4 separate regions of the Mus musculus genome follow, and all the other regions are linked to region 4. Evidence: chromatin loops called from intact Hi-C (ENCODE). Cell type or tissue: heart. All regions are shown on one strand. Region 1 overlaps B230217O12Rik (RIKEN cDNA B230217O12 gene). Region 2 holds the start of Ablim1 (actin-binding LIM protein 1). Region 3 overlaps Ablim1 (actin-binding LIM protein 1). Region 4 has its middle 6.1 kb from the start of 4930449E18Rik.

Region 1 (8,000 bases), 62 kb before region 4:
GCCATGCCTCCCTGTCCTCCACTCTCCTCAGGCATGGCAGTTCTCCTTTCTTTCTTCTCCTTCTCCTTCTCCTTTCTCAGTTCCTAGCCCTGGAATCCTAAATGTTCTGCCTCTGTCTGCCCTGCCCAGCCATTGGCTGTTGGCATCTTTGTTTACCAATCAGAACCAACTGGAGGCGGGGTCCCTCAGTGTCTTATGCATAGTGTAGACATTCCTGTAAACAGGTTGGGGGGGGCATAATTAACATGAGAATGCAAGCAGCTACATTTTTCTTCTGAAAAAAAAAACTATTTAAAAATTATTTATTTATTTTGGGGGGCAGCAGGGGACCCATGCCTTGCGTGCATGTGGGAATCTGAGGATAACTTGTCAGACTAGGTAGTAGGCACGTCATCTGTGGGGCATTGGGCTGTGCACAGACAGCCTGGTCTCCAGTCAAGCATAGGTCTTGAACCCTGGGGGATCCAATGGGTGGTGATCGATCATGTCTCCTGGACCCCTGGCTCCTGTCACCCCCACAGCCTCTGCAGGAATGATGTGTAACTATCAGTCACGTAGACAATGTGTCCCAAGCTCCTGGCATTCTGGCTAGACTCCACCCCCACAGTTACCTGACAATAGCCAGGTATGCTCCTCCCCACAGTTACCTAATAGCCTAGCCCACTATAAAAGGGACTGCCTGACCCCTCCTCCCTCTCTTTAAGCTTTCACCTTTCTTACTCTCTTCTCTAGACCTCCTTCTCTCTCTCTCTTCACCCCTCTCTCCACATGGCCATGGCCAGTGTCTTAGTCAGGGTTTCTATTCCTGCACAAACATCATGACCAAGAAGCAAGTTGAGGAGGAAAGGGTTTATTCGGCTTACACTTCCATATTGCTGTTCATCACCAAAGGAAGTCAGGACTGGAACTCAAGCAGGTCAGGAAGCAGGAGCTGATGCAGAGGCCATGGAGGGATGTTCTTTACTGGCTTGCTTCCCCTGGCTTGCTCAGCCTGCTCTCTTATAGAACCAAGACTACCAGCCCAGAGATGGTCCCACCCACAAGGGGCCCTCCCCCCTTGATCACTAATTGAGAAAATGCCTTACGGTTGGAGCTCATGGAGGCATTTCCTCAACTGAAGCTCCTTTCTCTGTGATAACTCCAGCTGTGTCAAGTTGACACAAAACCAGCCAGTACAGCCAGCCTCTCTCTTTCTACCTTCTCTCTTTCCACTGCCTTTCTACAATAAAGCTCTAAAAACCAGACTGTCTCTGCTCATTAAGCCCCCCCCCCCCTTGCTTGGACAATGGGATAGGTTTTCCCCTAAGGAGCTGTGTCTAACCTCCTGCCAGAAGGCCTTCCTGTGCTCCAGCCATGGACCAAGGTCTCTCTCCTGCATGAGAACCATTCAGTGTCCCCCCTCTCCCCCTGCCCTCTCCTCCTTTTGGCCCCGGGGGCTAACAGAGCTATTCTCATTCTGTTCTCAGCTCTTCCGCAGTATCCAGCGGTGTCTGGGATGCCCAAAACTGAGAACCTGGTATCTAGGACTGCCCCTCGTCCACCACCTGCCGAGCTGGGGTCTAGTGGCTTCACACAGCCAGACACCCACCCGGAGCCACGTGGAAAGGCATGCAACAGTCTGCCTGCCCAGAGCACTGGAACTCTGGTAGAGGGAGGGTTTTCTCCCACTCCATCTTTCCTCCACACACACTGCCCCACAGTCATCCACTGAGCCTTCTCATTGGCACCTAGGTTTCCTTAATACATGCCCTGAAACATGACAGCTTTCTTTTCCAAATAAAATCTGTAATTGGCATATACGGTATTGGGTTTCATTATGGCATTTTTCATTTCTTTTCTTTCTTTCTTTTTTGGTTTTTCGAGATAAGGTTTCTCTGTGTAGTCCTGGTTTTCCTGGAACTCACTCTGTAGACCAGGCTGGCCTCAAACTCAGAAATCCACCTGACTCTGCCTCCCAAGTGCTGGGACTAAAGGTGTGTGCCACCACTGCCCGGCAATTATGGCATTTTTCAAACACTTTTGTTGTTGGTGGTGCTGTTGATTCTCCACTCCCCTCTCGCCCACCCCTGACCTCCTGTGCCCTCTCCCCCTCCCGGCATGACTTCTACGTTTGACCAGGTGGGGTTTTTGTTTGGTTGTTTGGCTTTTTTTGGTTTGGTTTGTTTTTTAAATAGTATACATTAATTGTAAAAAGCAACAGGCTTCATTATGATATTTTGTCACAGGACATGTGGCAGTTTGAAAATATATCTCATGGCTGCCTCTGTGTTTCCTGGCAGGTGGCAATCTGATTGGATAAGTTCATAGGCGCTGCGCAGCAAACTCAAGTGTGCACTGAGCTCAATGCCTGGCAAGCTCAATCCGAGGCAAGCTCAAAACGAGGCAAGCTCAAAAGGCAGCAAACCCAAACTTAATGTTGTGCTATACAAGCCATGCATCTACTAAAACACTCTAAAAACACATACATAGAGTTTTTTTAAAAAAGACACACACACATTTTGAAAGTACGCCAAACTCAATATAGTTCTCATTTTTCCATCTATCATTAAACAGATTTAAATCCACATGGGGTCCAACTCTCACCAGTCATAGAACTTTCTATATTTCTCTGTATTTCTAGGGGTAGCATGCACTTCTTCCACGATGCTGTGAATGGGGTCTCTTTTCTTTGTATTTTTGAACAGATTATGTGATGTGGCTATTGTTTTTATATGCTTTTGGGGGATTTATCTTGTACTCTGCTAGTCCACTGGGGCATTGCTAGAAATAACTCAGATATTTTGTCGAAGTGTCTGTAAATCCCATGCTTTCCTCTCTATCTTCAAATAGCAACAATGAACGACTAACTATGGGACCTGGTGAGATGAAGATCTTACGTTTAGTGGGTTAAGACATCTGCTGTCAAACCTGCCTGGGACCCACATAGTGGAAGGAGAAAAAAGATTCTTACAGATGCAGGTTGTCTGTCGTCTGACCTCCACACATGCCCTGTGACATCCCCACACACAGACACATGCACATGTGCACACGATAAATAAATAAGTAAGTAAATAAATAAATAAATAAATAAATAAATGTGACTGAACAACAACATGACTCCAGGGGTGACAGAGATGGCTCAGTGGTTAAGAGCACTGGCTGCTCGTCCAGAGGACCTGGGTTTGATTCCCAATATCCACCTGATTGCTCACTGCTGCCTGTGACTCTAGTTTCAAGGGATCTGACACCCTCTTCTGGCCTCCAGAGGTATCAGGTAAGTGGTATAGATCGTGCAGGCAAATGCCCGGACACGTAAAACAAAAATAAATTTAAAGAACCCCCTAAAACCAAACACCTGTGATCCTACTTAACGTAGAGGAGAAATCCGTGTGCAGATAGATGGTCACCCGGCGAGGGAGCGGCCGTGGTCATGAAGTTGGTGTTCTCAGGCGAGGCTCATCACGGTATCCCGATGTGCTGACCACTGCATTTCCCCCAAATCTGGGAGGCTCATAGCTTGCACTTTCCCCTGACATACAAAAGGAGAGAAAAGTTGTTCCTATCAGTGTGGGGGGTTTTGTTTTTTTTTTTTGTTTGTTTGTTTTTGTTTTTTTGTTTTTTTTTGGTTTTGAGGCAGGGTTTCTCTGTGTAGCCCTGGCTGTCCTGGAACTCACTTTGTAGACCAGGCTGGCCTCGAACTCAGAAATCCGCCTGCCTCTGCCTCCCGAGTGCTGGGATTAAAGGTGTGCGACACTATGCCCGGCCAGTGTGAGATTTTACAGGCACTCAAAACTGTTATTATAAATGACTTCATGCTAGAGTTCAAAATACATGCCTAATCTTATCATGTTTACACATAAATAGTACAGAATGGCAGAAACAGGATCCTGATTGTATATTGCATCCACACCTACCTCCCATTAAAGAGTCTTTTATCCTTTTCTCCTTCCTCCCTCCCTTCCTCCTTCCGTCTCTCCTTCCTTCCTCCCTATTTCCTACCCCTCCTTTCCTCTCTCTCTCCCACCCTCTCTTCCTCCGTCCCTCCCTCTCTCCCTCCCTCCTTCCCTCCATTCTTCCTTCCTTTCTTCGAGGCAGGGTATCACTATATATTGCTGACCTGGAATTTGAACCCACGGAAAAGTCCTGCCTCTGTCTCCCAAGTGCTGGGATCAGTGTGATGCACGGGTACACCCAGCATTAAAATTATCATGCTTATTATTATCACAGAACCCTATCTTTGTACAAAGCTAAAGACCGAAACACCCCTAACAGATGAAATCTAAGCAACTCATCCACCCATCACTGGATTCCAAAGAAGAATAAATATAATTTTTCTTACTTACTTTTTAAAGTATAGTTAACTTTGAGTCTCAGTAGGATAGCTTTCAGATTTTTATCAAAAACTAACGTCACCATCATCTGATTCCTTATCATGAGTAGTCCTAACAGAGTGTGCCTTACTGTTCCAAACACCGGGCTCAGTCCCAGCCCATATCCAGTGCTGTGAACCAATGAAGAATTAGAATCTATGAATATGAGTTTACAAGGTAGCACCTTTAGGTGTTTAGGTTCACAGTTATTTTAATGTGTGCTGATTCATAAGCTGTAAAATGCAACACAAGTCAAAATATTTATTTGAGGTGCAGATGTTACACTAGGTGGCGCTATTTGGCAGCGTGAAACCTGTGTTGATTCCCGAAAATAAGGTTTTCTTTGTTTCGGTATTCTATGAGGCAGGGTCTCTCTACTTAGCCCTACTGATTTGAAACTCGCTGTGTCGAACAGCCAGCTCTCAAAGTTGAGTCATTTCCCCTTCCTTTGTGTCTTGAGCGTTGGAATTACCGGCGTGAGCCGCCACATTCTGCTAGATAATGGTTCCGTTATACTTTGCCATACTTTACAGTTATTCCGAAGGTACACAAAGCAATTCAGTTATTTGTGATTTTAAAGTAATAGGCTTTTAACTTAAAAATAGGGGTCGACAGAAGACTGCAAGTGGAAAACCCACCTGTGATTCTACGTTGCGATATCTTTTGAGCTTTATATCTCTATGGTGCAGGAACCTCACAGAGAGGCAAGTCCCATGCCAGACCTTGACCTTCCACTCCCATGATGCTCATCGAAATGGGACTCATAATCTCACTGAGCTGTAGGTATTTGTGGTTTTCTCAGTTTTGACTCTTCTTCCTCCTCCAGGTTCTATTCTTTTCATATTATTGTTTTACGTAGCGTGTGCGCACGCACGCACGCACATAATTGTAATTTGTTTGTGTTTACCTACCCTTCTCTTCTGTCCCTTCCTGCCTTCCCTCACTGGCCAGCTCTCCCCCAGAACAGTTACCCTTCCTCTTCTATGTCATAGCTATAGATACTGATGTAGACTCAACAATAAGAAAACATTGCAACATTTTGTCTTTCCCCATAATCCTCTCTTCCCACCTTTTCCTCCATTCACTTTGGCCTCTCTTCTATAGTCAGCACCTCCAAGCACACACACGATTCTTCTTATGTGGAAAGTTGAGACGTCTGCTTTTCCAAGTCTGGCTTATTTCTCTTAACATGATGGTCTTCAGTTCCATCCATTTTTCTGGAAAAAAAAATCACACACTTCATCTGTCATCACAGCTGAATAAACACTCTACTGTGTATAAATGCCACTTATTTATTTATTTATTTATTTATTTATTTATTTTTGCCCACCATCTGTTGATAGGCATCTAGGCTGGTTCCTTCCTTAGCTGTTGTGAATAATTCAGCAATCAACACCCACACACAAGTATCTCCCTGCTCTGCCAACTAGGCTACTTTTAGTTTGCTGAGAAACCCCCACACCTTTGAGAAACCATGCTGTACCAGTCAGTCTATATTCCCTTCAGCATAAATAAAGGCCACTCCCACTCCCTCCCCACATCCTTGCCACAGTTTGTTGGCATTTGCTTTTCTGCTGACTGAGGTGAGATGAAATCTCAATACAGTTTTAAGTTGCATTTTCTTGACAGTTAAAAATGAACATTTCTCCTCCACTTCTCTTTCTCCTCCTTTCCAAGACAGGGTTTCTCTGTGTTGTCCTGAAACTCATTCTGTAAACCAGGCTGGCCTTGAACCCAGAGATCTGCCCTATTCTGCCTCCTGAGTGCTGAGGTTAAAGGTGTGCACTGCCACGCCTGGCTGAACATCTTCAAGTATTTATTGGACAATTTGGCTGTTCCATAATTCAGAACTGACCCTTGCTGCTGTCTCCAGCAATGTGCAGGATGCCAGATTCAATCTCCCTGTCTGCATCTCCTGCTCCTCTCTGCAACTGCATTGTCCTGAACCCTGTACCGATGAGGACTGACAGCTAATTGTGCACACCTCTTTCCAAGTCCAGGTTCAATAGGCTCAGTAGCCTGGAATCAGGTGAGGGGAGGGTGTTTATGCCACGGAAATCAGCTGATGCTTCAAACAGGAGTCTCTCTTCCTAAGAGCCACTTGTTAACTGTTTGCCTGCACTTGGAGAGATGGTGGCTGCCATCTTGTCTTCACAGCTTCTCTCCCATCCCAGTTTCTCTTGTCTCAGACTTTGTTTTTTATTAGCATTCTCCTGGACTCAGTTCTGGGTCTCTCTCCTCCCTTTCAAACATTAGCTAGCTTCAAGAACAGTCTTACTAATTCCCACGTATTTAAATGAAAACATTATCAGGAGTACCACATTCAGATAGGTGTTTCTTTCTCCATACCCTCTCTTGTGACCCCTCCCCCATTACCCTCTCTTGTGACCCCTCCCCCATTACCCTCTCTTGTGACCCCTTCCCCATTGCCCTCTCTTGTGACCCCTCCCCCATTACCCTCTCTTGTGACCCCTCCCCCATTACCCTCTCTTGTGACCCCTCCCTCTATTCAGACTCCTTCATCACTCAGCTGCAGACCTTTAATATCAAACCATGAATATGAATTTGTGTCTCACGGACGGACAGACAGACAACACAAACGCATGGCCAGAGCAGAGTCTCAGACTTGACTGCACAATGTTTTCTCTTTCCTCTTTTCCATCCCACTGGACGCGAGAACCATACACTCTTCTGGTTGAAGCCAGAACCCAGAGAGTCAGCGGACCTTCTTAACTCTCATCAAATCAACAAACCCTGCCCCAACTCTACCTCCCAACTGTTTTTGACTTCGCACGTGTGCACGCATGTGTGTGTGTGTGTGTGTGTGTGTGTGTGAGAGAGAGAGACAGACAGACAGACAGAGACAGAGAGATAGTGAGAGAAAGAGAGAGGGGGAGAGAGAGACAGAGAGAGGGAGAAAGAGACAGAGAGAGGGAGAGAGAAAGAGACAGAGAGAGGGAGAGAGAGAAGAGAGAGAGAGGGAGAGCGAGAAGGACCTCCAGACAGTTATGTGCTTCCAGCTAAATCTTCCTTCAGTCTGTACCCTCTCTGTTCTGATCTTCCTTACGGGATTAGGACAGAACTTTCTGGAACTGCCTGCTCTACAGTCTTTTAACCTTGCATCCTGTCTCCTCCAGTGTTATCTTGTATGGGTAAGGGGCTGCCCCGGGCATCATTTCATTACGCAGCTCACAAAAGGGAGAGACTAGAATCCCTGACCCACTCTGGTTTTCTCAGGGAACTTTGACTTTCTTGGCTGTTCATTTCCCCCAGGGATCCCGAGGTGTGTTATCAAGGGGCCAGCCTGAGTTTGTTTTTCAACTTGTACCCTTTCCTAAAGAGGGGGTGGTGCAGAGTGCCGTCTGTCACTTAGGGTAGGTTTCCAGGAATTGCTCAAGCAATTCTGTCGTCTGTGACTGTGAAAGGATAAGACACCCACCTTCACTAGAGGGCGCACATGAGCCACTGTGAAAAGAAATTCTCTCTCTCTCTCTCTCTCTCTCTCTCTCTCTCTCTCTCTCTCTCTCTCTCTCTCTCCTTCCCTCCCTCCCTCCATCCTTCCCTCCCTCCCTCTTTCCCTTTCTCCCTCCCTCCTGCCATTCCCCTTCCTATCTCTCTACGGGGCTAGTTGGGATTACAGGTGTGAGCCAC
Region 2 (8,000 bases), 56 kb after region 4:
GCGGTGAGGGAAGAGATGCTAGGGGAACTGCTACTGGGGAGCCCTGCTTCCCGGGCTTCTGGGTCAGATCTTGATGTCATGTCTGCTATGCCAAGATGCCATCCTTGCTTGGGTTAAAGTGTCTGGGGAAATTGTGCAGCTCTGAGATAGGCAAAGTTCCCTCACCAGAGAGAGCCAGCCTCAGGAACTCCCACAGGAGACTGCTTATTGAGGACCTGAGTGTCCCCGAGACTCCTGACCCTGCTCATCGCAGGCGTGGCACAGTCATACATCTGGTCTATCTGTATTCTGCTGGCTGTGGTCCACCAGAGCTCAGGTTTAGCAGCTATGATCCATCCGGTAAGTACCCGAATCCCCTTTGACACAGGCTGTGTTTTGTGATTGACATAGGTATTAAAGTATCTCCCCCGCCCATTCCTCAGTGTCGTGCACTTCAAAGCATTATACATGTCCTTCATGTATAATGAATGGGGCAGGAGTAGGAGACATGAAGGCCCCGGCAGAAAGACAGTCATGCATCTTACTCTCTGGTCTTAGGATCTTTATAACAAATACATGTCTTTTGAGGCATGGCTGGAATAATTAGTGATGATGAGAAATACGATGCCAAAGAGCTCCTCCCCCAGTGTTGTTCTTAAATATGACCAAGAGCAGAAAAGAACAGCAAAGGGTGACCTATGCAAAGCTCGAGGTCAGATTGTGTTGCCACCTGAGAAAGGTTTGTCTAGTGGAGTGTTTGAAAGGACAGATGTGTTTTCATATTGAGAGAGCCATATTAACACTCTTCGGCCAATCTCATTATAATGTAACTGTTAATTCGATGGCTTGGGAAGGCCATGGAGAGAGCTTAGGATGGGGAGGGAGTCACTGATGTGGTATGTGTGTGTGTGTGTGTGTGTGTGTGTGTGTGTATACACAATATGTGTGTTCACAAGCATGTGGAGGTCAGGGTAGCTTCAGGGCACTGGTCAGAGAATCCACCTTGGTTTTTTAGACATCATCTCTTCATTGCCCTCAAAGAGTAGGTTAGGCTGAGTGGCCAGTGAAGGAACTCTTTCTGCCTCCTCATCTCTGGCACACACACACCCCAACACCTAGATTTCTAACTGGGCTCTGGGAACTGAACCTGGGTCCTGGTGGTTGGATGGCAAGTACTCCATCAAGTGAACTGTCATCACCCAGCCTCACTTACTGATTTGGACAAGGTCTCGGACTTTGGCGTTGTAATGGTACCTTTAGTGGCCTGGTGCCTTCCCAGCTGTTCATTGCCTGTCTAAATCAGCACTTAGATAAGGACAGGAGGCAGAAGGCTGTTCGTGGAGCTGACTCCTGTGAGCATAGACTTCCTAATTCATGGGCAGCTGGAGAGAAGGGCAGGATTGGAGGCAGTTTGGGTGAGGTGAGGGAATTCATTTGAACCAAGGTCTTTTGTATTATTGCAATTAATTTTAACAGCCTCATTGAGCTGTTAAGTATACTGCGTAATTTGCCTAAAGTAGGTGATTCAATATGTTTTAGTGCGCTTCCTGACACACAAGCCATCACCTCAGTGAATTTTTAATGTTTACATAATCTAATAAAATAAAATAACTTGATCCTCTAGTTATTACCTCTCCAACCCAACTTTTCCACCCCTACCCCTAGCCTTCAGGGATCAGCGATCCATTTTCTGTCTCTATAGATTTCCCATCCTGGACCTGGGTGCCTCTAATGCGTGATAATCTTCTACGTCTGGCTTCTTTCACTTGGCACAGTGTTCATCCAAGTTGTAGCAGCCACTGTTTCTTCCTTCATTATTATGGCTACAATAATAGCAGTTATTCCACTGTGCTGCCCCCAGTTTGTTTGTCCCTCATTATTGATGGACATTCAGGTTGTTTAAACCTTTTTAGCTAGTGTGAGTGATAGTACTATAAACATTCTTGTACAAGTTTATAGAGATGGTGAGTTTTTCTGTCTTCTTGGGTGTACGGGTGGAAGTCCAGGGTCACATGGTAACTCTCAGTTAAATCTGCTGATGAACTTCCAACTCTACAAAGTGGCTGCTCTGTTACATAGCCTCATCTGCAACATAAGATGATTCTAACTATGCTACATCATTATCTGATGTGTGTGTGTGTGTGTGTGTGCGTGTGTGTAAAGGCATGTGTGCATGTTTGTGTGTATATGGAGGGCCAGAGGTCAGTTCATGGTGTTTGTCCTTCGAAGATGTCCAGTTTGTTTTTTGAGACAAGGTCTCTCACTGAGACCTGGGGCTCACAGACTAGGCTCTGCTGGCTGCAGCAAGCCCCAGGGGTCTGCCTTTTTCCCTCTCCCCAACACTGGGATTCCAAGCACATGCCACCACACCGGTGTGTTTTTATGTTGACCATTGAAGATTGAACTTCGATCCTCACGCTTGTGTACTTTACCAACTGAGCATCTCCCCGAGCATTTAAGAGCTAGCTGTTTTATCGAGAATGAAGTGCTATCTCATTGTGGCTGCTCTGTGCTCTGACTATCAAGAAGAGCAGCATTAAAGTAGGACAAGGTAACAGATTCTCACTGGAGCTGATGGCCATGGTCTCTCCAGTGTTCTTTACCTCACTCCTCTGGGGTCATCGCTTTTAAAGAGAGCAAGGAAGAGAGATGGGAGAAGCCATTGCTCCCAATCCCAATTCATTTGCAAGCTGCCCGCTGGCCCTGCCTCTTGCAGTAGGCACTGCCTTCATATATTGGTTCCTCGTTTGGTATTTGCCAAACTCTATTTTTTTTTTGAGCACTCAAAAGCCTTATTCTACAACAAAGCTGAAAACAGAACCCAGATTTCTGCTGGAGTTCATACTCTGTAGTCAATGCTTTGTCGGCTTCCGCTGAAAGATGTCTAAGTGGATGCTTTTGGGATATCCAGCTGGTACTCTTGAAGATAAAATCTGTCAGGTAGGGGATGTCAGGTGATAATGCAGTCTCAAGGAGCCCTGGGTTACAGAAAGGGCAAGCCCAAGCCCGAGCCTCTCTCCAGCGTTCACATCCTAGCAGAGACTGGTGAGAGATCGTGAGATAGTGGAATGCTGTGCCTCTGAGTTGTGACATCTCAGAACTTGAGTGCAAGCTCTTCTTCTCCTTAACTGTGTCACCTCGGGAAGTTAATCTAAGTCAGAGTTTCCCTGAGAGTAAGGTTTGTAGGCAAATGTTATATGGTGTGGCAGCCTCATATATAGAGCCCTGGAAAAATACCTTTGTGGGGTCCCTGTCTATACAAACAAGTTGAGTCGCCTCAAAAGATATGGCAATAGCTTGTGAGAAAGATAAGGCACACTAGCCTGGGGTGTGGCCACTTACCAAGCTTCCCTTCTGGAATAAAGCCATCCCAGGTCCTTCTGTTCTGAAACTCCATGGACAGAATTCCTGGACTCCATTCCTCAGGGTCTGGTCAGCCATGCAGAGCACAAGAGAGGTCTTACCAGGGTCAGAGAGAGTACGAAGAAGAGGCTGGGATCCACCCAGAGGCACTATTGGCTCCAACTGGTCCAGTGGGAGACTTAGATACATTGAGAAGCATCAGGGCATGGGCCCTTCCTGCCCAGGTCTAAGGACAGTGTTGTCTACAAGGATTAAATCAGGATGAGCATGGCAAAGTGTTTGGCATTTGGACATATACACACATCCAGCAAATTTTGGCTACAATAACATTAATAGTTTATTTTAGAAATTATTTTGAACCTGGACTAGTGGAATGAGCACTGTTATCTCAGTGCTTAAGAGGTAGAGAGGCAGGGGGATTGTGCGTCTGAAGCCAACTTTGGCCACATAGTGAGTTCAAGGCTAGCCTGAGCTACATATGAGACCTGGTCTCAAAAAAAAAAAAAAAGCAAAACAAAAATTATTTTTGTGCTGCCTTCTATGGCTGTGAAGCAACAGAAGCAGAAGCCTGGTGTTGGTGTTGTTGGGCCTGGCACTGTGAGTGAATCACAGGAAATGGGGTTCCCAGGAAGCCACTGTGTGCTTGGAGCATCCTGTTAGGGACAGGTGCTCTGAGGAGACACCCCCTCCAGCACTCACGTGACTTCCTATGCTAGTGAAGCCCAGAGTGCTCATGAGCAGTTCCTGGCAGGGGACGTGGGGACATTTGGTAAAGTCCTCCTGAAGCTGCCAGAAACTGCTCAAGACGCAATGTGGCAGTTTCCTGTTGCTGTCTGGTGTTCAGCCCCTGCTGGAGCTACGCAGGGCTGCGTGCTTTTCATGGTGTCCCCACGTGTATCTAACCAGTTCTCCTTTGTGCTCCAAACAACCCTCGGAAGCTGGTGGGGGACGCATTTCCTTATTTAAGAACAGGAAAGGAGCAAGTAAGAAGCAAGGACCTGAGGACAAAATAGATACGCAGTAAACAGAGCTTCTGCTTGTGGCTCTCGCTCGTCTCAGACTGCGGAGCCCTGTGCCGAGGGACCATCTGTCATCCTCTGTGAGCCTACTGTGAGGTTATGCTCAATGTTCCTGTAACTGTCGGTTTTTAGTTTTCTATGTTTAGTATTTACAATAAGTTCACAAAGCCAATTCTACTTTTAAAATATTTTTATTTGTTCTTTGGGAACTCCACGTGAATCTATGATGTATGGTGATCATGCCTACCCGTCATCTCTGCCTCCAACTCCTCCTAGGCCCTCCACAGGTCCCCCTTCCACATTTATATTCTCTTTTTCTGTTTTCTTTTTTCCCCCATTAAACAGAAATGCATCTGTCTTCTTTTTTTTATTATTATTCTCTTTTTCAATGTCCCACTGTGTCCAGTTAGTTCCCACTGTGTGCTCATGGCTATGGGGCAAACACCGGGGCAAGGGTAACCTATGAGTTGTAAGGACTCCAAAGAAAGTGACTCTCCCTCCCCAACTGCCACCAACTGTTCCCCAGCTAGGAGTGAGGCCTGGAGAGCCACTCCCCATCCATGCTGGGGTTTGGACTGGCTTGATCTTGCAGCAGGAATACCTCTCACACCCATTTGACAGATGGGAAAATAGAGTCACACCAACACTGAGTGCAAGAGCCAGGTCTGGACCTGGCTCAGCCTGACATCTATGTCCACACTCTTTGTCATGGTGCCATGCTGCCTCTGGCCTCGCAGTATAACCACACAAACAGGTTATCCCCAGGTCTACTGGCAACGGGCACACCTGAGGTTTGTAATTAACTCATGAAATAGTTGTTTATGCCAGAAAAATGAGCAAAATCTGTTTCCCTAATTCATAAAACCAAGGCATTTTTCAGAATTATTTCTTCTCCTGCTACTACAGGAAATTAGAGTATGTATTACGTCTGACTTTTTTTCTGTCCTTGTGGACTCCAGGCACTGGTATAAAGGAATAGTTTATTTAGGCCAATTACCTTCTTGACAAGCAAACAAGCAGTGCATGGTGCTGTTATCCAAAGTGCTAAGGACACTGGGAGAGGATTCAGTCATTGTCATCAGTTGGGTTCAAATCTCTAAGCAGAATATTCTAGACTGGAGACTGAGAACAGCTTAGCCTTGGTCATCTTTTCCTTCTTCCCAAGGCCTCTGAGAGAACCTCGTGTGTGTGTGTGTGTGTGTGTGTGTGTGTGTGTGTGTGTGTGTGTGTGTATGTATATGTCCATGTATATTGTCTGTGCATGTATATGTGTTCATAAGTGTGTGCATGTGTGTACACATGTATGTGTATGTGCATGATTGTATGTGTGCATGTGTGTGCACATATGTACATCCTTCCTCCCTCCCTCCCTTCCTCCCTTCCTTCTTTTCTTCCTTCCTCCCTTCCTTCTTTCCTTCCTTCCTTCTCTTTATTCTGCAATAGGTGGGACTGAAATTAGGGACTTACACAAGCTCTCTACCACTGAGCTATCTTCCTGTCCTTGACAAAATGAACCCTGCTCTCACTAAGTTTCCTGGGCTGGCCTTGAATTCACACTATCACTTGGGCTGGCTTTGAACATGCAATCTTCTTGCCTCAGCCTCCCCAGTAGCTGTGATTACAGGTCAGCATCAGCAGGCCCAGCCATAGCCAGTTTTTTGTTTTGTTTTGTTTTGTTTTGTTTTGTTTTGTTTTGTTTTGTTTTTGGTCTTAGAAGAAAATGGAGTGAGGGAGATAAGAGAATTCATCCCTGCTGGACATCTTGGATGGTTCGCTTTCCCCTTCGATTTATAGTTACCAACCCCCGCCCAAGGCTCTGCTCTCATGTCGCTGAAACTGTATCTCAACCATCTCAACACATTACTGGAACTCAACTCTCAAGCTGAGCCCATCTGCCCCACCCGGCATTAACCCCGAACACCTGCAGCAGACCCATCCATGGATCTGAAGGGTACCTGCCACAGTGGGCATCTTCCTGTACCTGCTCTCCCAGATGCCCAGGTCACCTTCCCTGGTCTTCCTGCAACCAAGCAGGACTCAGATTAAGCTTTTTCCCCTCTGGAGAGACCTGTTCACACCTTCCCCTTCTGCTGCCCTCTGCTTCTCTAGTGTCCGACGTGTATTTCTGTTGGAGTGACCTGTGCGTAACCTCTCTCTTCAGTTTCTCCTGAGTCTATGGGGAAGGGAGGGGAGCCGTGTTTGTATTTTTAGCACATGATACTCTCTGGCATCCTGGAGGATGTGCAAGAGTGTGGACAGATGAATGCTCGAAGAAATGGGAGAGATGTTTCCCTTACTGCCTCACCACTGAGGCCTGGAGAAGTGGTCCAGTGACTCCAGAGGGGAAGCTGTGGGTTAGCTGCAAAGTCAGCCAGCTTTTGGTCGTGTGGCCTGGAAAAGTCACTTTATACCTCTGAGCCTTACTATTATAATATATAAAATGTGGCTAAAACCACTCCATTGCAAATAGGTCATGACCCTCTACAAGGAAAAATAAGAATATTTATATATTCAGTGGGACCTTAAAAATATTTGCTCCTTTTTCCCCCTACCCTTGAGATATGAGAGGATAAGTAGTTGCCTAGGTAATTAATGTAGTTATTTTCCACAGGAAAGAATACCAGAGAGGCCGGGGAAAGAAAAACGGGACTTGACATATGAACTGGAAATTAGATAAAATTAACCCAAAACGTGAGCAAAAGAAAATTATCCCGACAATTTGAATAACAATAGAAAAACAAAAGGCAGGCATAACCCACTTCGTTCTATCACCTGCTTCGCCATGCCTCGTTTTTATTTAATTTTGATTTATTGATAATTGTCTTGTGCTTCTTTATTTTATTTTCAGGCTGGGGAATGTAGGCAAGCTACTGTCGTCCCAGTAAATGTTCTCATCTAAGTCACTGATTTGAGGGGGTGATATGATAACACACTTGATGTGTTTTAGTTGTGTGTCCTGAAAGACTGATCTTGCGGCTGGAGAGTCATGCGATTGGAATCACGCATGTGACCTTTGTGGCTGACTGCTTCCAACCAGAACAGTGGTTCTCAACCTTCCTATTGCCGTGACCTTTTAACACATTTCCTCATGGTGTGCTGACCCCAGCCATAACATTTTTTATTGCTACTTCATAACTGTAATTTTGTTTCTGTTATGAATCATAATATAAAAATATCTGTGTTTTCCAGTGATCTTAGGTGACCCCTGTGAAAGGGTAGTTTCATCTGACCCCAAAGGTGTCATGACCCACAGGTTGACAACCATTGGGCTAGAGAGTATTTTCAAAGTTCATTGATGTTGAAGCATGCCACAACTCCGTTCTCTTTCCATGCATGAGTGATACCCCACATTCTATATGACCCATTCTGTCTCCGTGGATGTGTCCTACTCTACTGCACAGACATGCCACACTCTATAGAGTCATCTGCATCGCCTCTACTTTGAGGCCGTTGTAAATTGGACTTCTATGAACACTGTGTGTAAGACATTTTATGGCCGTATGCTTCCTGTCCTCTTGAGTATCTCTCTAGCAGTGGAATTGCTGGGGCATATGATAATCTGAATAGAATTTTTGAGAACCTTGTAGACTATTTTCCACAGTAGCCACATTATTTTGATGTGTGATATCTTACTGTTTA
Region 3 (8,000 bases), 71 kb after region 4:
TCATTCCAGAAAAGTAAGACTCCCAAATGAACTGTGCTTTAAAAAAAAAATGTTGCATGTGTGTTGTGTAAAGTGATCCTTCCACCCTATTATCGGAGAGATTTTTAAGTAAACAAACAAACCCAGACACTTCCTGGACATCTAGTCCATATGGGAAATACGTTAAACACAGAGTCGGACACAGGTCACAGGGGGATTTGAGATACAGCCAAAGACCGTAGAGCTCAATTTCAGAATTAAGAAGTAGCTTAGAGTTGAGATTCTAGCTACATTACCTCCAAAGTCCAGCCTCTGCTTAGCATGGCATACACGGTCAGCCCCTCTGTGATGCCCCGCCCACGTAAGCTCGTGCTTCCTCTGCCGCCCACAAGACTACAAGCAGTCTGCTACGGCTACTCGATACTGTCTGTCCCATGACCTCTGCTGGGAAATGTCATTTGTGCTCCACCCTTCCCAGCAGGCCTGTGTTCACCTCCAGCCAGCCTGTGTTCACCTCCTATCCTGACGTCCCAGCTGGGACTCAGAACTGTCTGGGCCCAATGTGCCTTTCTAGTAGCAACAGGGGTATCTATCTGGACATCTTTGTTCTGTGCTGTCTGTGTGACACCTGACACGAGCCAGTGTCCCCCCAGCAAGAAGTGGGGTTAGCAGATGTAAGCATAAAGTAGGGAGGGAATAAGAGACTTGTTCTCTGGTGTGTGCGTGTGTGTGTGCATGTGTGTGTGTGTGCATTTGTTTCTACTGGATTCTGCTAGAGAGGATATCAAGAGGTGTGGAGACATTACCTGGACACCTTAAGGTCATAGAGCCTTGAACGGATCCTGGAATTCCTGCATTACAGGTGCCTGTAGCTCTGCTGTGAAGAGGGCCTTCCACAGGGCCTGTTCCCAGTGCTCACATTTCCCTCTGAGTAAGCATTTCTACTCAGTGATGGATGCTTCACTTTTTACCCAGAGTGGTGGGGAAAGGTTGCAAGCCTTTTCTCTCCAGCAATATGGCCTCCATACTTTGGTCACATGATAGACGATCTTGGCTTCGTTTTGCCAGCAGGTAAAAAAGTAGCAGTCGGGTGGAGGGTTGAGAGTGAACCGGCATGGTGCCGCACCGTGAGCGTGTCTTGTCCAAGGGAGCTGAGCTAATTTCACTGAAAATCATCTTTAGAAAACTGAATAAAAGAATCTTTCTCATGAACTATATAGTCTTTATTCCCCCCGCCACTTATCCCCCTTCCCCCTTGACTTGTCCCCCTCCCCCACCTCTCCCCAGCTTTCAGTGTAAATAGCAGATATCTCTATTCGCTTCTGTTTTTGAAGCCTCTAGTCCTGAGGCAGAGTAGACAAAAATAACTTGAGCAGTAGCCCCTGGTTGTCTTGAGAGGACAGAATAGATGCTTTTATACTAAAGCAGCAGTGTCTGGTTGTCAGGGGACTTCTGCCACGGGGCTGTTATTTAGCAGCTAACTGCTAGTGACTCATCCACTCTGACTGCGGGACAAATTCTTTCCATGGAAAACACTGGTGTGTGTGTGTGTGTGTGTGTGTCACTGTGTAGTATTTTCCTGTAGAGAAAGCGTTTCTGAACATGAATAGATACCAGCTGATCCTCGGCTCCCGGGGCCTTTCTAGACTCTGTGCAGTTTGTTCCCAGAGGTGCACAGGTTTGTTCAGAAAAAACCATCACGTAGAGTTAAAAAGTGGTGGAACTAATGACATTTACAGTACCAGGTGCATCTGTGAATGACCGGGCTGGAGCTGGAAATCAAAAGAATTCGCTGTGATGTCCAGCAGGGGGAAAGGGTGGGGGTGGGGGAGAGAGAGGTCAGGCCTTATTTCTTATTTATTTGTTGTGCTGCGCTGGGGATTAGAAACCAGGTCTTCAGCCTGGCTAGCCTTCAGCTTTCAGCTGAATAACACGAGATCCTTGGAGAGCCAGGCTTAAGTGCAACACTGCTCTATTTGCACACCAAGCGTAACAGAATACTCTCACCTGCTCTGCTCATCGATGAAGCTCATTCCAGCTCTCTGCCGCTGATCTTACTTGTCAACATCTCTTTAGCGGCTGAGGATGATCAGGGCAAGGAAAGAAGACAAGGGCTGATTTAACCATGAAATGAGGGAACGCAAAGGACTTGTCTCCTGGGATGCTCTTGAACGGGGCAGCCCTCTGCACTGTGGTTGGTGCCCTTCTCTTGCTTGGCTCGTGGGTATGAATGGAAGCGATATCCATCTGGGCACTGGCACGGGAAAAGCATGACCCAGCCCCAGTGGGGCTGCACCAGGCAGGCATAGTGTGGGTGAAGGGTGTCATAGAGAAGACGACACAGAAGCTGCAGGGGACAGACGGAGACAGCCAAGCTATCAATAGTAAACCCTGAGTCACAGATGTAGGAATGCCACAGCTGCTACTTTTCCACCCCAGAAAGCGAGCGGGCAAGACCTGCCCAAGATGACGACGGTGAAGAAATGGGTGTTTCTCTTCCATCTCCCCAGCCCAGCCAATTTATTTCAGCCGGCGGCTGAGTCAAAGCTGAGGCAGGTTGCTCTGCTCCATTCCTTTCTGTCCCCCTGGCTCTCTTAGACCCAACACGTTAAAATATTTGCAGTAAATACCATCTAATACTGGCTGTGCGTTCTGGTTCTGAAAGATGTGTTGGCTGACCATCTGCTCATCTCCCTGAGCGGTACAATGTCTTCTGGTCTCTTGCTTCTCTGCATCTCTCCCACACTGGTGGATGTATACAATGGGTGTGTGAGGCTGCATCTGGGAGACAGGTGCAGCTTTGTGAACCAGGAAGTCCTCTGCTGGCAGACCTGCCTGTGACCTGCTAGGTCAGAAAGCCAAAGCCAGGAGCTGCCCTCTCAGCATATGCTACCCTCCTGCTAGTCACACAGGTCAGGCCAGTCCTGGATGGAGCAGTAGCAGCAGATACTGTTTGCTCCTTAATCGTGACTAGGGTTCCTCCCTCACACAACACAACCACGCGGTTTAAGAGGACTACGCTGAGGCAGCAGAGGGAAAGCAGAAGCTAGAATCTTCCCCAACTGGATAAGTCAGATTTAAATTCTGATCCCGAATAAGGAATCAGGTCCTGAAAGGCCCTCTTCCTTTCTCCTGCCCCAACCCTCATTCACAAATAAAAATGTGTGTGTGTGTGTGTGTGTGTGTGTGTGTGTGTGCGCGCGCGCGCGCAATCAAATGGCATTATTCAGAGGAAAATGAACTTGGAGGAGCCTTGGCAATATTTTTCTATTAAGGCCAATTTTACTTACTCAGTTTGCCTGAAAGAGGCTGTAATCAGGATTGAAAGCAGCTGTCATAGGACACTAACAAGCTAACAATTGACGAGTTTACTTATGGGAACAGTCCCTGGCAGTGTGTGGCTTGGCCTCCTTCCTCCTCCGGCAATCATTTATCAGGCCCTGGGAGGGGGGCCAGGGCTCAGGAACATTTTCCCGGGCGTCAGGAATGCAAGGTGGTGTCAGTGACCGGAGATTAGGGCGCTGGAATTTTGCATTTGCTACCGCAGCAGCTGGAGCTAGTGGTTTCAGCCAGAAGACAGCGTCCGGGAGCAGGGCGCGGCCGCCGTGCGGGCGGGCGTGGGAGCCGCGGCGGGGGCGGGACTTCGCGAAGCTGCCCGGTCTTGGCGTGTGGGTGCCGGGGGCGTCTCCTCTCAGCCTCCGCAGAGGCCATCGGTCTGCTTGCAAGCCTAGAGTTCATTCCTGTTGCTTTCGGTGCCCTCAGCCAAGGACCCGGTTGCCATGGTGAAAGAAAAAGGTATTTCTAAATATCGATCACCCTGCATGCTTGTAGAACTTGCAATGGCCCCGCGGGGCTGGGGCACCTTATCAGCAATGATCTTTTGAAATCCCAGCAGACGTGTTCGGGGTGGAAAAAAAAAAAATCTCTGTAGGACAAAGTCTGGGTTTCTGCGGAACTGAGCTTCCAAATCTCAGCCCATCGCAGTATAGCACAACTGAGCTCAGGGTGTGCATAGTTTTTTATTAATTGCCAGTGGATTTCTGATTTGGGGTTGAGACTTGCCTTCCACCTCCCACCCTCCCACCCTATCTTCCATTCTCTCCCTCTGTCTATCAATGAGAACGTTAAGATCTGCCAGAAAAGGGTCCTTATACCTGGGCGGGGCTGTGTTGAGACAAGCCTAAACCTAGCTGGTGTGGCTGAGGAGCCCCTGGGTGTTGGAAAGGGCTCATTATTAGCTTTAGTCATTCCTCCCAACACTTTCCTAATGGATGCCCTAAGCGGCAGCGACACACAGGCAGTGAAAAGAGGGTGGGCGTGGCCCGCACAGGTGTATATTGTTTACCTATTAGGCGTGGCCCTGAGATTAAGATAAGCCTTTGAACATTGAATTCTGGTTTAACCTATTTGTTTGGGAAATGTAAAATAACACCTCAGTTGCTTGCTTTTGGTCAATTCAAGTAATATATGACGAGCCTAGTATTTTTAAAGCAAAATGTTAACAAACACAGTCAGGGACAGGGGAAGGAAGCTTTTGGCTGGTACTCTCTCAGTCTTCTATCTCCATTTTCAAGGGTTGGCGTTTGTCTTTCTAGACCCTTCTGGAGTGGAATTAGATTCACAAGTTAGAGGTGATCCTATCAGAGCTGCCAGAGGACCATCTGATGGTCATCTTTTTCTGACATAAAGGAGCACTCTGGCGGCAGGCTTGTGACTGTTATGGCTTCTCCTGTGGGACATTTCTTTTTTTCTCCACCAACACAAGACATAGCTGCTCTTCCACCCTGTCTTGAACCACCTCAATGCCTTCTCTATTTCTACTTTCTCTGTGCCCCACTTGGTTGTGGCTGGAATTTCAGCTTGGTTTTACTGTGCTGACGGGTTGAGCATTGTGTCTGCTTTGGCAGTGGGGAGGCTGCACCCCAGGCAGGACCAAGGGACCACTCCCTTCATCCACAGCTGGAGAACCTCTGATGCTCACCTGCTTTTGCTCTGCTCTTTCTGCGAATAGACGGTGAGATGGTTATGAATAAGAATGCTTTCTGGTGATGTCTCCTTTACTTGGGGGACCTCCTGGTGCAAAATCCAGACAGACACTGGCATTTGCTGGAAGCTGGGACACCTTCCACCCGACCAGAATAACATGGCCCAGATTTCTGTTGCTAATGGATTTGAGTTTGTATCCCAATGTATGTGATTTATTTATGAGTGGAGGAGATTTCAAAAGCCACTGGCCCACTTTGTTCCTGTGGAGCTTGTGGCAACCCAGACCTCTTCTGGTACGTGGTATAGATCACAGATCGGGAGTATTCAAATGGCATCTTTCCTAAGCCTCGCTTAGACTGCGTATGTCCATGCTCGGGCACTCTCTAGCTGGAACACTCTGGGCAGGTTCCCAGGAGACCGCATGCTAGGGTTATCTTAGCCCTCAGCCAGTGATTAGAGGCTGTTCTTTTTTATTTTGAGGTCTATGTCAGTTCATGGTGCTGCTTCCTAGCTCTGACTACACTAGCAGCAGCCCACAAGAGAGGAAAGCAGGATTTCTTTGGGTGGTTTATACAAGAATTCCAGGAAAAGAAGCGAAGGAGCCTCTTTAGTCCGTAAAGTGAAATGGGCACTGAGAGCCCAGAGATGAGCAAGCTGGGGATCAGAAAGGGTAAGGAAGTGGCTCAAGGCCACACAGCTAATACTTGGACCACATGACATAATGTGTGCAGATAGAAGAACTGTCGTTCCCACAGCCCAGCCCGGAGGGCGAGCTGTTCCAACATGTCCATCTTTTAACATCTCACCACCTGGTTTAGCATCTGCCCCATGGAGATGCTCTGACAGAGGAAGCAGGTTAGCATCTATCAGAGCCCCAGGAAACCTGTGCCTTTTTGCCTCTGGAATGTTTCTGGTACCATATCTGCCTCCTAAAGCTGATGGGGACCCTCTAGCAGGCTCACAGCATCTTGATGTCCATGCCACAGAGCAAGGCAGGCCTCTGGCTCTCTGCTGTGCTCCCTACAGTTGCACACACTGCTTTGTAAGTCATTTCCCCTGCCTCTCTGCTTGAGCCTGATATAGGCTGCAGAGAAGGTCCATGCTCAGCCAGCGTGGCCGGCCCTGCAGCAGACCCTCTGCAGCTCACATCCTTTGACCTTCGCGTCATCTTTGTTCTCCAGACCAGACACCCATTCTCCTGCACTCACAGACACTAATCGATCTCAGAATCTTGATGAAGTGGTTGCTTCCCTGAGGTGTTCAAGGGCTCCTTATCCTTGCTGCACCCTCTAACGAAGATGCACCGAAGGGTTCTGGGGGTTCATCCGTCAATATCTGTCTTCTTGAAGACAACACACACTTGCCAGCCTGTACGCTGGGGACCCACTGTACTAATTTAAAAGCTGTAATTGGCTAACCGATACGTGTTCTGGCACAGTTTCTAAACTAATCTGTTTCTTTCTTGTTTGTGTGTTTGCTTGAGGGGGAAAAATAAGTAAATCCCAGAGGTAAAGTTATAAACATATCTTATTTAAATAATAAAGGTGGAACCATTATGGCTTGGAACCTATGTGACCTTGTGAAAGATTAAGAATTCAGCCACAAAAGTGACCTAGCCAGGTAAATGGAGTTTTAGACTCCGGCTTCTTCTATGTTTTGTTTTGTTTCCTGCAACAACAGAGGTCTCAATGCTCATACTCCTACAAGGGAAGGATGTCTGTTGTTTGTTCTCTACCTGACATTTGAAAATTAGGAGAGTGTGCACGAGTCTCACACACACACACACACACACACACACACAGAGGGAGGGGGAGAGAGAGAGAGATTGAGAGGGAGAGAGAGAGAGAGAGAGAGCGAGAGAGCGCAAATGATGTCTCTACAGTAAGATCTCTTAGCTGCTTTCCTTACCATGCAGTCAGCTCCTCCTTTGTGGTTCTGTCCTGTGTATTACAAGGTATTTAGCTGGGCTCACTCCTGGACTCTCCCCTACTGGACACTGGAGGCATTGCCCTTTCATTTGTGGTAGCTGAAAATGTCTCCAGACATTGCTAGGTGTAACTCCAGGGGCATGAGGTGGGGTGTGGCAAAATTACCCAGTTAGGAACAAGGGGACGCCGGGCGTGGTGGCACACACCTTTAATCCCAGCACTTAGAAAGCAGAGGCAGGCAGATTTCTGAGTTCAAGGCCAGCCTGGTCTATAGGGTGAACTCCAGGACAGCCAGGGCTACACAGAGAAACCCTGTCTCAAAAAAAAAAAAAAAAAAACAAAACAAAAAACAAAAAACAAACAAAACAAAACAAAAAAAAAGTTAAAAAAAAAAAAAGGAACAAGGGGACTCTAGGATCCCTTGGGCTGGGTTGTCTTTCAGGTTTCGGTAAACGGAGTCTCTCAGTAGTGAGTGAGAAGCGTACAGACTCCTATAGGAAGCCAGCTGAGCCTGCACCACGGAGAGCTTTGGCACAGAGACATGTTCCAGATAATGGGGGTGGGGTGGGGGTGGCTCTACTTCCTGGCTCATTTCAGTTGCTGAAAATGGACTGCGTGCTCTCAGCAGCAGGTGTGGCTGCAGAGGTCCTTCCTTCATTTCCCCTTAAGACTCACGAAGTCCACACGCCTCCAGGAAACTCCTCCGTATCATCACGTACGTACCCCGCATGCTCTTTTCTGGGCTGGGGAGACCCCGTGAACTTACAGGGCACAGTGGCTCCCTTGTCTCTTGGCTGTCTACTGTTGAAGCCAAACAGGCTCACACGTGACTGAGAGGAAGTAGGTGTGTGGAAGAAGCATCTCACCTGAGGTTTGACCTCAGGGTATGCTGATCGGCCATCTTGGTTTGACCTCAGGGTATGCTGATCGGCCATCTTGGTTTGACCTCAGGGTATGCTGATCGGCCATCTTGGTTTGACTTCAGGGTATGCTGATCGGCCATTTTGGAGCAGAGGGCTTTTAATCTGGGCCTTTGGAGACTGGGGAGGTCTGAATATGTGACAAATGAGAGTGGAAATAAAATGTGAGATTTGAGAGAAGCCCACA
Region 4 (8,000 bases):
CAGGCACTGGGCTCTGGTTCCTGGCTGGGTTTCAGGTTGTGTCACCGCTGGGAATAGCTGTCACTGCGGGAGCACTATCAGCTGTCCTTCTTTACCGGTGCATCTGCATTGGTAGAGAGTGAAGGCGCTGCAGGTCTGCCGTGGAGAGTAAGGACAACAGTTTGTGGCCCGTCTTGTACAAGAGGCAGATGACTTTGGTGATTTTGTTCTCTTTAAGATTAAAGTTTTCTATCTCGGTGCTTCTTAAATTTCTTTTTTGAGAATTTCATGCATGTCTACTACCATGTTCTTGGTCTCACCCACCTCTCATTCTTATCCTGCAACACCCACCAGAACCTTCTAGCTCATCTTCCTCAACACCTCATGTTTTCTTCTTTTAAAATTCCTTATCGTTATTTTAACCCACCGAGTACAGCTAGTATTTCCCATAAGCATGCCGGAATACAGGCAACTTTCCAGTAGCCACATCCCTCCATAAAAGCAAGTCTTCCTTCCCCAGTTGTCTTAAACTGCCGATATCTTGTCAGCTAGGGGTTGGGCTTCTGGAGAGAGGAAGTTTAGCATGTGTGACAATATGACTTAAAGGTGACTAGAGAGATGGAAACTCTCTAGTTAATTCAGCAGACGCTTAGCTTAGTATGCGTGAAGCTCTGAGGGGTAAAGATGGGGGGTGTTTACTAGAAAGCCATTTCCTCCTAGGCATCTGTCCCTTCTAGGCCATCAGCTAGAGTGGGCTGGGTTGTCGAAAACGCATTTATTAGAAAGGCAAATTGCGCATAACACTCGTGTACTTCTTCGTGACTTCTTTTGTAGGATTAGCAATAGAGAGTAAGTATTCTGAAGGGTCTGTGGAGGGCAAACCTTTTTCATTTACTTAGAGAGTTAAGAGGCTGACGTGGGTAACATGGGCAGACAGGACTGTTACGACACATAAACCTTGACCAGCGTGGCTGACTTTGTTACCAAAATAGCCATTGCTTTATGGAGTGTGCCTGGTCCCAGCTAACCTCTCCTAACCAGTCTGAGGAGAGCAGAAGTCAGTGACCTTGATGGACCACTTCCACCTGATGCTCTAAAGCTGTGTGAAGGTGAGTGAACGAGAGGACTTCACACTCAAGACTCACTGTGGCTGTTCAACCAACTGAGTGGCACAGAGCAGATCCTTTGCTTCAGGTGAGACTGGATAACCTTCCTCTCAGGTCCCGCCCATCCCATACATAAACTACCCAGTACAGCATCTTGGCCACAGTAGCCAATGAAAGCATGCTCATTTCACACTATGTGCCAAAGCCTAAGCCTTGATTTTTCAGATGGAAAAGCTGTAGCTGGCATACATTCTATCACTTAAAGTAGGGAGGTCAAAATTCTAATGCATTCATTTTCCATCATCCTTCCTACTTCTCATTACAGTGAAGGCCATTCTTGCCCGGTTTTCCCATGGTGGTGGCCATTGTCAAAAAAATATCATACATGCATAAACAATGGCCTCACTCGGTGTGTGGCTGTGCAGTGGGGTGTATTTCTGTGCTGGCTACTAGAGGAAGCCCTATCTCTTCAGTTCCTTGTGACATTTTCCCTCTGTGTGTGAGCGCATTCACAGCTTATTCTTCCTGCGGCAAGATAACACAGTTCTTGTTATCTTGCTTTTCCTTGTACTTTTTAAAAAGCTTACGTCCATGTTGAATACAGACTTGGGTCATCTGGATGATACTGGGCAGACACGAGTACTGGCAGTTCTTTGCAAAGACTACATTTGGTTAGGAATCTAGGACTTCAGCACCTTTGAAACTGCAAGGGATTTAATTATTCCTTTGGCTTCTAGTGTGATTCCCCCTGGAAGACCTTTGCGTTAATTATAGGTCCTGGGGACACTTGGCAGACACAGCTGCTGCATCGCTCTTCTGGGGAGGTAATTAATCGCTGGGCCCACTCTGGCCCCATTCTTTGTCATCCTCATGAGTAGGATTAGGGGGAGGAAGATTTCTGAACAAAATGAAAGCATGTGCAATCACACACACATCCATGCATATATAATAATTAATTATAAAAGTTATTTCTGCATACAGCTTCCCACCGTAAACCATGGGCGCAGGCTGGGACTTTAGACCAGCATCACAGTCTTAGCCTGGCATTCATGAGGCCTTAGGTTCAATGTCTAGCACTGTGCCAGAAGGAGAAACAGGTGGGAAAGCGAGTGTATGGGAGGGGATGTAAATCACGCCATCCTTTGGGATTCATTCCTGATATTTTGCAAATCTTTTCTGAAGGGACACTGAGTTCACGCACTTCCTTCTTCACACTACTCTCCTTTATCAGTGTACCTGAACCCGAGTCTCAAGAGAATTCGGCAGCTTCTGTTTTCACAGCGATTTCATAGTTACTCAGCTGGAGGCAGTTTGCCCCTCCGGGATATGTGTCAATGTCTAGAAACATTGTGTTTACTGCAATGGGGGAGGGGTGCAACTGGGTTGCTCTGGATGGAAGAACCTCGCCAAACACAGGGCAACACTCAGGCAAACCCCAACCCCCTGCAAGGAACTATCTGGCCCCAGATACCAAAGGTACAGGGGTTCAGGCTTCTTTCTTAATTTATCTAGCTGGACAGTCTCTCTATGTTGTTAGTTTAGCTGTTGGTGTAGTTGATGGACAGGAAAGCCCATTAAACTATCCTCAAAAACAAAAAGGAAAACAAACAACCACAAAACCACCACTGCCATCATGTCTAGCTTCTTAGGATGGTACAAGTATATACCACCACACTATATCATCAGTGATGGGTGTCCTATCCCCTCTACTGCTGCATCCACAACCACAGGTGGTGCAAAGGGTTAAACAGACCTTGGCTGAGAGAGTGATGGGAACACTGTGGTCCTTGCCATCTGTGAGATGGACTTACAGCCTTGGTCTCCATGGAAACTTACATATCTCTTTGATGGCATTATGGTAACAACTTCTGTGACATCCTGGTGTTCCTGTGTTAGCGCCATTAATGGAACTCACTGTCTGACCTGTATTTTCCTACTGTTACTGTTGATAAATAGGTCTAAGCAGTGTAAACCGTTGCATGTACTTGGCCATGGGCATTTGTAGAAACAACTAGCACAAGTGAGCCTGGGGTTGGAGAACTAGCTAGAACCATGGAGTAGAGTATCATTTGTTCTTAGCTTTGGAGTTGTTTTGAGTTGCCATATTGTCTTAGCCAGGGTTTGTATTCCTTTACAAACATCAGGACCAAGGAGCAAGTTGGGGAGGAAAGGGTTTATTCGGCTTACACTTCCACATTGCTCTTCATCACCAAAGGAAGTCAGGACTGGAACTCAAGCAGGTCAGGGAGCAGGAACTGATGCAGAAGCCATGGAAGGATGTTCCTTACTGGCTTGCTCAGCTTGCTTTCTTATAGAACCTAGAACTACCAGCTCAGGGATGGCACCACCACAATGGGCCCTCCCACCACTGATCACTAATGAAGAAAATGCCTTACAGCTGGATCTCATGGAGGCATTTCCTCATGGGAGCTCCTCTCTCTGTGATAACTCCAGCTTGTGTCAAGTTGACAAACAAAACCAGCCTACACACACACACACACACACACACACACACACACACACACACACACAGTGTTACTATATTGCCCAAACTGGCTTTAAACTCCTGGGCTCAAGCGATCCATCCTGGGTGAGTTTCCTGAATAGGCAGGACTATGGGCATACACCACTCCACTCAGCCTGTTCTTGGAGACTTAATGCATTCGGTTCCCCTCAGACTCCTAGATTATCCTTACTGGAATAAGATGATTTTAATGTGAAAATTTATACACACTTAACATCATAGATGTCCAGGATGAGGTGTACCAAGTGTCAGGAAATAGCTTCCCTAGGAAAAAAAAAAAAAACCCTTTCATGTTCAGAAGGCCACAGGCCACACAGACAGTCCCATGAAAAATGTTCCTTCTTCTTGGGGACACTGTGGAGCATTGCTGCCCTTCCCCCCTCTCTGCTGATTCAGACTATACCCCCGTGAAGCCTCGCCTCTTGCCTACTTGCTGCCCCTGAGCAGTCACAGCCAGGCTGGAGGCATTGGCTGTGACAGACAGAAGGAGCCATTCTTCCTTCCTCATCTTGGCTGCTGATGCTGGTTCTACACCCCTCCACCTCCTGGAGGATTGGTGGCATGTCGGCTTATAGGATTTCAGATGACTGTCTTGAGATGTGGCAGTGAGCCAGGCAGGGGGAAATGGAAAATACTTTTTAATGGGGTCAGCGTGATTTTTCTGCCCATTGTAGAAGCACTGCTTCATGTTGGCAAGGACAGGGAGGATTCAGCAGGACTCATGCGATATCCTTGTAGAATCTGGTTGCTCTGACAAGAGTCCCTACCTCTTAGGACTTATTTGCTACAAGGTAGTCTGTAGCATGCTACTGTTACTCATGTTTGTCTTTACATTGTATCTGTGGTAGCAATATCCTGTTCTTGGTGTATAAATATAAGGGTTGTTTGGTTTGGTTTGGTTTGGTTTGGTTTGGTTTGGTTTGGTTTGGTTTAATGAAAGACCATGACTCTTAGGCTGTGAGTCTGAGGACAGCCCGAAATTGCTGAGAACTTTTACATCTGCAGCCCTGGGATCACGGGTGTGTCACTGTGCTCCATTTACACTGCACTGGGAATCGAACCGATGGCTTTGTGCATGCTAGGCAAGTACTCCACCAGCCAAGTCCCAGCCTCATCCTCAAATGAAAGGGTCTTGCATGTTTTGAAATGACTAATGACCCCCCCCCCCCACAGAGGACATGTTACCTTCAAGAGTTCATATGGACTTCAGTGTTCCTCCTCGAGAGCCAAGTCCACCAACGTGTTCAGGAAAAGGGAAGTTCCTGGTGAAGACTAAGGTCATGTAGAACATTGTTGATCTCCGTCACCTGCCTCTTGGTCCCTCTGTCCCTTGCCTCACTTGGCAACCTAACCATGAGAGAGCAGCCAAGTAGCTTTACCCTCTATGCCCAGAAGGGTGATTGTGTGGCTTCTCAGGGAAGAGGGATTGCTGGGAAATACGTTTCTTTTAAGGAATGTGATTTGCTTTCTGTTTGGCTTAACCTGGTATGTATGTTCTTACTAAGGAAAGAGCAGAAGATCCCCAAATTCCCTGGCTTCTTTCTCACAAGCAACTGATTTTCCTTAGAAAGAATTGAAGGAAGGGGGTCGGATAGTGATCTTAGGTGTGTTTGTGAGAGGTAATGGTGTTTGGCTAAGTAATTAAGAGGAAAGGGCGTCCATTCTTCAACAGCCCCGGGATGACTGGAATTTTCGTTCTTGGCTCTCTATTCCAATTCTCCTGGCCCTCAGCCTGTCTGGTAATTCTTTTTCCCTCCCTCCCCTCTCCCCATCACATAAGCAGGCCTGTGCTTACGTGGAAATTCATGAGTTTATTAAACTCATTATTGTTGGGAATATAGCTCGGTTGGTAGGGTGCTTACCAAACATGCATGAAGCCCTGGATTCCACCCCCAGGACCTCATAAACCTGAGGAGCTGGTCTGTGCCTCTAAATCCAGACACTGGAGGTGGAAACCACAAGTTCAAGGTCTCCCTTGGCCAGAGAGGGAGTATAAGATAAGCCTGGCCTACACTTTCAGGGCTGTCTCTACTTGGCCTTTTGTATCTTTTCCTGGCTTCATGTTTGGTTCCCTCTTCTTCTAATCCCCCTTTTGTTTTTTTGTAAAGATTAATCTTTTACTATGTGTGCTTGTGTGTATCTATCTGTATAGAAGAGGCCTGTCATGAAGGTCTGAGGCCCTGGCTCTCCTGGAGATGGAGTCACAGGGCTGAGAGTCCCCCAATGTGGGTGCTGGGAGTCCAAACCATGCTCTTTAGAATAGCAGTACACACTCCAGCCTCCCTTTTCACGTTCCTGAGGCAGGGTCTGTCATAGTTAACTTTTTAATTACTGGGATAAGATGCCATGATCGAAGCAACTTATAGAATAAGTTTATTTGGGGATTATAGTTCCAGGGTGTCAGAGTCCCTGATGGCCAATTAGTAAGCACACAGCAGGGGCAGGCTGCAGGCAGCAGGCTACAAGCAGACCTCACAAACAAGAGAGAGAAAGGGAGGGAGGGAGGGAGGGAGGGAGGGAGGGAGGGAGGGAGGGAGAAATTCAGGGAGACTTTTCAAAAATCAAAGCTCCCTTTGGCAAGATCATACCTTCGAATTCTCTGCAAATAGCCACAGATGCCAAGAGTTATGGGGGATAGCTCATTCAAACACTCTTAAAGTCACATTCTATAGCCCAGGCTTCCTGCCTCAGCCCCCTCTCCACCACCACCCCAGCGTTGGGGTTATAGGTGTATGCTACAAGGTCTGGGCTTCTGGTTTTCTTTCCTTTTTTCCTCCCCATTTCTTTTCCCTTCTTCCTTTTAGAGTATTCTGAAGTTGATATCAGGTCATCATAGAGAGGAGACCGAGAAGGAGGAATATAAGAAAACACAAATTTAACTTAAACAAAATAAAAATGTCTCTGCTATGTAAGAATATATAGTATGGAGTCAACTTATTTGCATCTTTCTACAAGTGAATAACTAAATGTTAAATAATCTAAAGGTTTTTCAAACCTGTAAACAGTTCATGTAAAATTATCTATTATTGACTTTAGTGTACCCAATTTCTGTGACTGTGTGAGCACGTGTGTGTGTGTGTGTGTGTGTGTGTGTGAGAGAGAGAGAGAGAGAGAGAGAGAGAGAGAGAGGACTGTACATGTGAGTGTGTATGTGTAAGGGTGTGTGTGTGTGACTGTGAATGTGAGTGTTTATGTGTGGGTATATGTGTGTGTGACAGTGTGTGTGTGTGTGTGTGTGTGTGTGTGTGTGTGTGTGATCCAAGATAAACACAGGAGCACTTAATACTTTGGATTCCTCTGGGCTGCCTGATCAGGCCACAGTTGGAGAACTACACCATAGCACCTGTGTATTGCATTCATCCCACTGTGATTTGAGGATGACAGTCACAAGAGTCACAATGTCGTCTTGTGTCTGGAAACCCTGATCTTTCTCAAGTGCAGCTTTCAACTCAAGATGCCAGGATCCTGTCAGGGCCAGTTGCTGACGATCTTTTTGAGTGTCTGCGTTTGGCGGGGATCTGGCGGTTTAGCAGAGCGGGCCCTGGACTCGATGTCTAGAGGATTATGGAGTGAGTGCAGTTTGCTTAGCTGTCTGATGTGAGAGAAACAAGCGCTTAACCTCGATGACCTTGGTTTCCTCGTCTTTAGACTGAGCCGCTAAGTTGAAGACCATAGATGTTTCATATTCTAAAGCAGTTAATTAAATTACCAGCTCTACTCCTGTGACTAATAAACAGGAAGGGAAGGCTCTTAGTCCCCAACAAAGACGCCCAGCAAGGCCACTATGGAGAGTGCGCTCAGGGCAGGATGTTGGTGGGGGCTGATAGTACTTACTGCTGTTCCTCCCTGGGAATTTCTGGGAGGCTTCTTTCAAGGTCAAGTTAGCATGCTTTCTTCTTACTTTGTCCTCTTTGAGTGTCCACTCGCCGTACTGTTGAATTGTATATTAAGAGAGAAACCCCATGTTTTGTAAAACAGGGGTATAATCGCTTCCGCGATAGGCACCGGAAGTGGCTTCAAGATGCGTGGATGCTTCGCTGGAGATTGTTCGGTTAATGGAAGGAGGGTCTTGTGAAAGGCTGCCCCTGCAAGGGATGCGCCTGCTCACTGAAGCTGGTGGTTGGACACGACAATACGGTTCCAGCTCCTTGGAAGCGCTTCCGTGTTTGTAAAAGAAAATGCAACAAAGGAAAGTTCCAGGCTTTCCCTGGGTGCAGACCAGTGCAGGAAATGCAGTTAGAAGCCTTTTTAATTTTATTCCCTGGGAGAAAAAACACCACTGAGGTGACTTCTGTTGATTTTTCCTTTCCCTCTGTCTTGTGCTTGACTCTGACTCCACTGGAATGTGCCGTTTATGGCCAGAGATTGATGCTGCAAAGTTACGGGGGTAC

Evidence for each region. Hi-C counts contacts between places; a loop is a spot of excess contacts. Peaks named below come from ENCODE experiments on the same cell type or tissue, not always from the same donor. Only the 100,000 strongest peaks of a DNase experiment are listed, where the experiment ranks them.
Region 1: it touches region 4 in a loop (2.4-fold over the local background); 11 of 42 quality-filtered maps call a loop at or near these places.
Region 2: a loop joins it to region 4, with 3 times the contacts of the local background. A loop is called at or near these places in 4 of 42 quality-filtered maps.
Region 3: it touches region 4 in a loop (5-fold over the local background); 7 of 42 quality-filtered maps call a loop at or near these places.

What each region holds. Positions count from the first base shown.
Region 1 is chr19:57,325,721-57,333,720 of GRCm38, reverse strand. All of the region lies in intron 1 of B230217O12Rik (RIKEN cDNA B230217O12 gene), which reads left to right. Gm50270 (a long non-coding RNA gene) reads right to left here. Exons shown (of 3, transcript XR_003952853.1): 2 at 5,419-5,566; 3 at 2,497-3,508. Among named protein-coding and RNA genes, the nearest start is that of Gm50270, 6.1 kb to the right of the region's middle. In heart, CTCF peaks have their summits at 3,234 (motif pointing left), 4,639 (motif pointing right) and 7,774 (motif pointing right); a DNase peak (open chromatin) is centred at 7,620; H3K27ac peaks cover 259 bases.
Region 2 is chr19:57,208,053-57,216,052 of GRCm38, reverse strand. Ablim1 (actin-binding LIM protein 1) reads left to right here and starts at 21. Exons shown (of 26, transcript NM_178688.4): 1 at 21-339. The coding sequence starts at 96. In heart, a CTCF peak has its summit at 4,195; DNase peaks (open chromatin) are centred at 3,427 and 4,112; H3K27ac peaks cover 2,061 bases.
Region 3 is chr19:57,193,073-57,201,072 of GRCm38, reverse strand. All of the region lies in intron 1 of Ablim1 (actin-binding LIM protein 1), which reads left to right. Among named protein-coding and RNA genes, the nearest start is that of Ablim1, 19 kb to the left of the region's middle. In heart, CTCF peaks have their summits at 1,775 (motif pointing right), 3,580, 5,698, 6,955 and 1 weaker place; DNase peaks (open chromatin) are centred at 412, 3,522, 6,972, 7,512 and 6 weaker places; H3K4me3 peaks cover 4,315 bases; H3K27ac peaks cover 7,123 bases.
Region 4 is chr19:57,263,886-57,271,885 of GRCm38, reverse strand. It overlaps a transcript of Ablim1 not described here. Among named protein-coding and RNA genes, the nearest start is that of 4930449E18Rik, 6.1 kb to the left of the region's middle. In heart, CTCF peaks have their summits at 4,162 and 4,994; DNase peaks (open chromatin) are centred at 1,875, 4,935, 5,295, 7,375 and 1 weaker place; H3K4me3 peaks cover 173 bases; H3K27ac peaks cover 2,630 bases.